Linked DNA regions of Homo sapiens: region 2 is linked to region 1. Evidence: chromatin contacts called from ENCODE Hi-C data. All regions are on one chromosome and are shown on one strand. Each heading gives the region's core, a stretch centred on a gene start or an enhancer-like site at or near the end of the contact. The rest is flanking DNA. Distances are from core to core; before and after follow the strand shown.

Region 1 (3,202 bases), core at 575-3,074:
TACCTTTCTAATTTGGAGGGAAAGGAGTGCCTTATTACTGCACTCCATGTGGCTTCTACTGTTAGCACTGGGTTGAGGGGTGGGGAGGAAAGTCCTAACTCTCCAGGCAAGAGTGGAAGCATGGGTCTTTGCTGGCATGCTGGGGATAGTGCTGAAGGTTTTTCCTGTGGTGTTTTGACTAGAGCATGGCAGTAATTGTCTAAAAGTTTTCCTTCTTGCTAGGCTGCCCTCTTCCTTGTCTTTTGGCTAAAGACAGCAGGCTTTTGCTGGGACTTTTTTGTCTGTGCCCATTGGTGTATTGGGACTGCTAGCTTCTTTGGCTTTAAGTCTGGCACAAAGGAGGCACAAAGAAAATCAAGGGAACTCAGCACCAGTCTACCTTTTCTCTACCACTCAGTGTTCTTTTTCTCTTTTTTTATAACTAATGCCCAGGGTTTTTATTGTACTTAGCTGGACAAATAGAAAAAAGTACATCTATTCCATCTTCCTGGAGGTCCCTTCTCAATTTTCTTTTTCTTTTTTTGTAGGGGGAGACAGAATCTCACACTTTCTCCCAGGCTGGAGTGCAGTGGCACGATCTCGGCTCACTGCAACCTCCACCTCCTGGATTCAAGCGATTCTCCTGCCTCGGCCTCCCAAGTAGCTGGGACTACAGGCACGGGCCCCCACACCTGGCTAATTTTTGTATTTTTACTAGAGACGGGGTTTTGCCATGTTGGCCAGGCTGGTCTCGACCTCCTGACCTCAAGTGATCCACCCACCTCAGCCCCCCAAAGTGCTGGGATTACAGGCATGAGCCACCACGCCCAGCCTTTTCACAATGTTTAAAATACCAATTTTCCTGAAAAGTACCCATATATTGAGTGCAATTCCAATAAAAATGGCAATGCCACAAACATCCCCATTCATGTATTTTGGTGAATATGTATACACTTACATTTGGGTTAAAGGTAAGAATGGAACTGCTAGGTTATAGCAAATGCATATATTCAAATTCAATAGATCTTGCCAAATAGTTTTCCCAAGTGATTATATCAATTTATACACTCGCCAGTAGACTACGATATTAAGTTTCTTTGACCTTAAAATTCATTTTCTTATTTTGAAAGAAAACATTTCTGTGGGCTCTCGGTACTTTGCCCATTCAGCCTAATGGATAAGTAGGCCATAGTAGTATTTACCTTGGACAAATCAGCCAGACTCGTATTTTAAGTGAGAGAATGGCAATTGGGCATGAGAAATTTCAGAGTGGGAGTAGGAGTGAAGGGAGAGGGCTTAAAAAATTTACATAATCTCAAAATCTGAAACAAACCATTTCATGTCCAAAGTAACACACTTAGAAACAAACCATAATCCGGAATACAACCCCATCCATGTTCTCACACAATGAATTTCACAATGTCACAGAGTGAAAACACAAAACGCACAGGCATTCTTTCTCTAAAACCAATGCACACTTAACGCCTTCTGTGCTCCTGGAGCTACTATAGGTGCTGGCGCTACCTGGGAGCGCGAAAAACAAAAGCCCCTGTCCTCAGCTCGCACCTAGAATACCAACCGTGGACCATACGCTGGAGCTCGCCAACTTCTCCTCTCACACGCAGGTTTGAGGCTTTGAGGTCTGCATGCCCGTGCTCTGCCTTCTCCAGCCGAGACTCAAGATTCCACTCGCCTCCTCTAAACACGCAGGACGACCTGAAATCATAGCCCTTAATAGAGCAAGTCAACCAACGGTACAGATGGTCAAGCTCTTGCTCATGTGCCCTCCGAGCATAGGCTACAGAATGGCGGGCGCCGTGGACATGGTTATTCCGGGTGGACTACATTTCCCAGAAGTCACCGCGCTAGGGTCACCCTCGAGCTCTAGATCTTTTTCCGGTGTCCGAGCTGCTGTAGCCCCTACGTGGTGAGTAGATCGTCTCCACAGAAATCAGCGGAGGCTTCCACAGTCCCTGGTTGGAATGGAACCGGCGGTGAGGATGAGAGGCGCTGAAGACCAGAAGACCCAGGGCGTGAACGGGGCGTGTCATCCCTGGAGTTTCAGTAGAATTTCAGGCCTGTCTGCTTGAGCAGCAGAGGAGGAGTTTCTGTGTGCCTGTGAGAGACTGTGTGTGTGTGTGTGTGTGTGTGTGTGTGTGAGATGAATGAACAGGGTTGTGTACGTGTGTGTGCGTTAGACAAATGAACAGTGTTGTGTACCTGTGTGAATTGTCACTGTGACTCCAGGCTCTAGGCTCTGCAGATTCCTCAGCCCTATCGCCTCACAGACACTTGGGATGTGCAGCAGGTAAAAGAGAGAAGCCAGATTCATGGAGGCGTGAAGGATCCCAGCAAGAAAACACAGACTTGATCTTGAGACGAGATTTTTGAAATTGGTTGCGGCCTCAAGGCAGGCTCTGAGAAGACTCGATAAAGAGTTCTCAGGAATAGGCATCCCTCCTGGATATTTCCCCCTTGGAAGCGCCGAGGAGCCAGCTCTATGTTTGTAACCATAGCATTTCTAAAGCTCCAGCCCCAGGAACCTGCTGTGAATTAGAGACAGATTCCACCCTAGGCATCACTGATCTTGGCCTCTCTTGTATTGGGAAGGTCAACACTGTTCCAGTTTCTCTCCTACTCCCATCTGGTTGTGCTCGGTGAAGTAGGTGAGCAGGTATGATCATTGAGGGTATTTTCTAAGTTACTGTGCTATCCAAGAAACCCCAGCTGTCTCATGATTGCCTTCTCTTTTCCAGTGCTACCCTTCTGTTAAAAAAAAAAAAAAAAAAAAGATCCTGAAAGAGGAAAGAATTTTTGCTACACATCTGAAAGCTAAAGTCCAGGTGAGTTTATATTTCCTCATTACTTGTAAGATGCTCTTTAATTTTAAAGACATGAGACCCTTTCTTCTCTTTGGAAATGTCCTGCCTAACAGTGACGTATCTGTGAATATGCCATTACAGCCTCCTTTCAAGGCCCTTAAGCCCTTCTCTTCATAATTTATTTAACCTTTTGCCTACTGCGAGCTATTATGTTTCTAATTGTTGACTAAAAACTAGTCTATAATGAACACCATTTTGCAGAGATCTTTGCTTCCTTTTATAGCCATTCCCTGAGGATAAACCCTAGTTTCAAAATTTGAGTCAAATATCAGATATTTACCATGTGCTTGTACTTGTTAGGATACAATGACAAAAAGATATAGTTGCTATCCTCAAATGAC
Region 2 (3,237 bases), core at 375-2,874, 120 kb after region 1:
AGCACCTTAGGAGGACGAGGCAGGAGGATGGCTTGAGACCAGGAGTTCGCGACCAGCCTGGCAACATAGTGGGAACTGATTTTATGACCAAAAAAATGTTTTTTAATTAAAAAGAGAGAGAGAGAAGAAAGAAAGAAAGAAAAGAAAAAAGAAAGAGAGAGAGAAAGAAGAAAGAAAGAAAAAGAGAAAGAAAGAAAAAACAAGGACAATGATATACAGAGAGAAAAATGAAGACTGAGAGCAAAGAAGAGACTGAGATTGATGGAATCACGAGGTCTCCCTCCTTTAGCCTGGAAACTCCACAAGAGCAAGAATTTTGTCCATTTTTGTTCATTACATATCGCCAACTCCTTGAGCAGTGCCTGGCACTCAGTAGGTGTTTTGCTCTATGTTGGCAAGAAACCAGGCTGGACAGGGAGAGTGTCTGCAGTTGCCTAAGTGAACACTAGGTGACAGTATTTATAAGCCCTGGAGCTTCCAGGCTCCAAGGTCCCAGAGATGGCGGTGGAGGATTTGCCGCCACTGACCTCTGACTTTCAGGATCTCTTCCTCGGGGCTCAGCCCTGCCTTTCCCTGCACAAGCCTTGGGCGATGAATGACCTTTCCGCCTGAGACACCCTCTTCACTCTCCTTCACCAGCCTGCCCAGTTAAACAACTCTTTGTCCCTGGCCCCTTCCTGCTGGGCCCCGAGGCACCTGGGTTCTTTCCAGGCCCGGAGATGGGGCTGCGACAGAGGTGGTGCAGCTGGGACAAGGCCAAGGAAAAATCCTGGAGACTCTGGAATCAGTTCTTCCAGTGTATGAGACCCAGCCCCTCCTCCCTCAGACCCAGGGGTCCAGACCCCAGCACCTCCTCCCTCAGACCAGCAGTCCAGGCCCCAGCCCTCCTCCCTCAGACTCAGGAGTCCAGACCCCAGATCCTCCTCCTTCAGACCCAGGAGTCCAGGCCTCAGCCCCTCCTCCCTCAGACCTAGGAGTCCAGATCCAGCCCCTCCTCTCTCAGACCAGCAGTCTAGACCCCAGCCCCCCTCCTCCCTCAGAACCAGGAGTCCAGACCCCCTGCCCCTCCTCTCTCAGACCAGCAGTCCAGACCCCATCCCCTCCTTCCTCAGACCCAGGAGTCCAGACCCCAGCCCCTCCTCCCTCAGACCCCCTCCTCCCTCAGAACCAGGAGTCCAGACCCCCAGCTTCTTCCTCCTGGACCCTTCCTCTTAGGCATTTTGAGGTCCTCTACTATTCCCTCTCCCTCTCTTTTACACAAACCCCTCTCTCCCTCCACTCCCCATTCTAGGATTGAGACCAAGGGTGAGTCACAAGAAGCCCTGAGGCCCTGAGTCACCTCGCCCTCCCCCCTTGGCCCCTCCCTGGGCTGGAGGCAGCTGGCTGAGGAGTGAAGCAGTTTCCTAGGACTGACCCCTGCATCCCAGGACTGCAGTTTGAAGGCAGGTGCCCTTCCCACTGTAACCCCATCACTGCCACCCAGGCATGTCCATGCCCATCCTTTGCTGTTTTTCTCTTTCAGTCATGGCCTATTTGGAGACAAAATTTCTCTGTGCTCTAACTTCCGTGTCTTGATTGTGTTTTCCGGTTTCTCTGCACCTGTGGGTCTCTTTGATTTTTTTTAATACATGCCCCCACCATCCCTGGCTGAATGCCTCGAGGTCTCTCTGATTATCTCTCTCTCCCTCTGTGTCAGTCTCTGTCTCCGTTTTTCACAAGTGCCTGAACTGGGGCACAGATGCCATGGCATGGCCGCAGCTGGAGCGCTATTTAGTGGCTTCTGACCCTTGGGTGGCCACAGTCTCTGGATCACTGGCCCTCAACCCCTGAGTGGGACTGGGGTAGAACCGGAAGGAACCAGGCTGTCCGTAGATGTGCCAGTGAACAGCAGAGAGAAACTGAGGCAGAGACAAGCATAGAGAGGCCCGGAGAGAGAGAGAGAGACCCAAGAGGAGACCAGGAGGCAGGGAGAGAGTGAAACAGAGACGGAGAGAAACACCGATTCAGCAAGAGACAGACAAAAACAGAGGGCCCTAGAGACGGAGAGATGGAGACAGAGTGAGACACGATGACAGAGACACAGGCAATGATGAACACAGAGAGAGACATGACAGAGAGACAGTGACGGGGAAAGAAGGAAACAGAGGAGCAGAGAGGGACACGAAGATGGAGAAAGGGACAGAGCGATGAGAGAGACACAGAGAGGCTAAGAGAGGCAGAGACAGAGAGACAGAGTGAAGAGAGACAGAGAGAGACAAAGGTACCAGGAGAGAAGAACAGAGACAGAGATAAAGACAAACCTGGCCAGGCACGGTGGCTTACGCCTGTAATCCCAGAACTTTGGGAGGCCGAGGCGGGTGGATCACCTGAGGTCAGAAGTTCACGACCAGCCTGGCCAACATGGTGAAACCTCGTCTCTACTAAAAATACGAAAATTAGCTGGGTGTGGTGGTGCACACCTGTAATATCAGCTACTCGGGAGGTTGAGGTAGGAGAATTGCTTGAACCTGGGAGGTGGAGGTTGCAGTGAGCCGAGATCGTGCCACTGCACTCCAGCCATGGGAGACAGAGCAAGACTCTATCTCAAAAAAAAAAAAAAAAAAAAAAAAGACAAACGCGGAGGTTTCCAGATCAGGAGAGACTGAGACAGGAAGCAAGTCCCAAAGAACCAGAGAAAGAGCCGGAGAGGGAGGAGAGAGACGCAGCGAGCCGGGCGGCCAGTGGGCAGGGGTGCCCAGGCTGCAGGCTCAGGAGTGCCCGGCGGCTGCACTTTCCCCAAGTGGACGCATGTGTGGTGTCTGGGCGCGCCCGGGTGTGTCTCCAGCCCTCTCCCGCCAAGTCTCGCCGAGTGGGTAATTGTGTGTGCCGAGGGGCGGAGCCCCCGCAAGGGTTGTGTTTTTGCCACTGGGCGTGTCCATGTGTATGGTTTGGTGTCTCTGGGTGTGTTTGTGTGGGCTGCCTTGGTGTGCAGTCAGACATGTCTGTGCGTGTCTCGCTTCCCTGGGGCTGGTGGGTCCAGGGTCCCACACGACCTAGGACACAAGGAGGGGGAGGGTTGTGTCCGCAGGTTCCTTGCAGAGGGGTGTGCATGAGGCCAAGGGCAGTGTCACCAGTTCAGTGCATGATGCTGGGAGGTGATGTGCGTCACCAGGTCAGTGCATGCCTGTGTGTCTCCACAGGAGGGTTTGATCTGTGTCGGAGCGTATGGTGTACAGATCCATGAGTGGCTCGTGCTGC

What was found. Hi-C counts contacts between places; a loop is a spot of excess contacts on that map. Pooled maps may share reads with other maps.
Region 2: a pooled map shows a loop between it and region 1 (2.2-fold over the local background). The contact joins the enhancer-like site here to the promoter of ZNF45-AS1 in region 1. A Hi-C loop is called at or near these places in 1 of 50 pooled maps.

The regions. Positions count from the first base shown.
Region 1 is chr19:43,900,488-43,903,689 of GRCh38, reverse strand. It overlaps ZNF45-AS1 (ZNF45 antisense RNA 1), which reads right to left and starts at 1,824. Exons shown (of 3, transcript NR_184050.1): 1 at 1,546-1,824. LOC100505715 (a long non-coding RNA gene) reads left to right here and starts at 1,887. Exons shown (of 3, transcript NR_038334.1): 1 at 1,887-2,653; 2 at 2,736-2,822. RefSeq lists an enhancer at 1,884-1,953.
Region 2 is chr19:43,782,703-43,785,939 of GRCh38, reverse strand. No RefSeq gene overlaps it. Among named protein-coding and RNA genes, the nearest start is that of KCNN4, 3.3 kb to the right of the region's middle. RefSeq lists cis regulatory regions at 287-734, 2,735-3,201, enhancers at 240-739, 740-1,241, 1,229-1,523, 2,869-3,038, 3,179-3,228 and a silencer at 1,229-1,523. Within about 2 kb of position 1,624, at least 18 of the 41 ENCODE cell types and tissues checked have a DNase peak (open chromatin) inside an H3K27ac peak, as active enhancers do.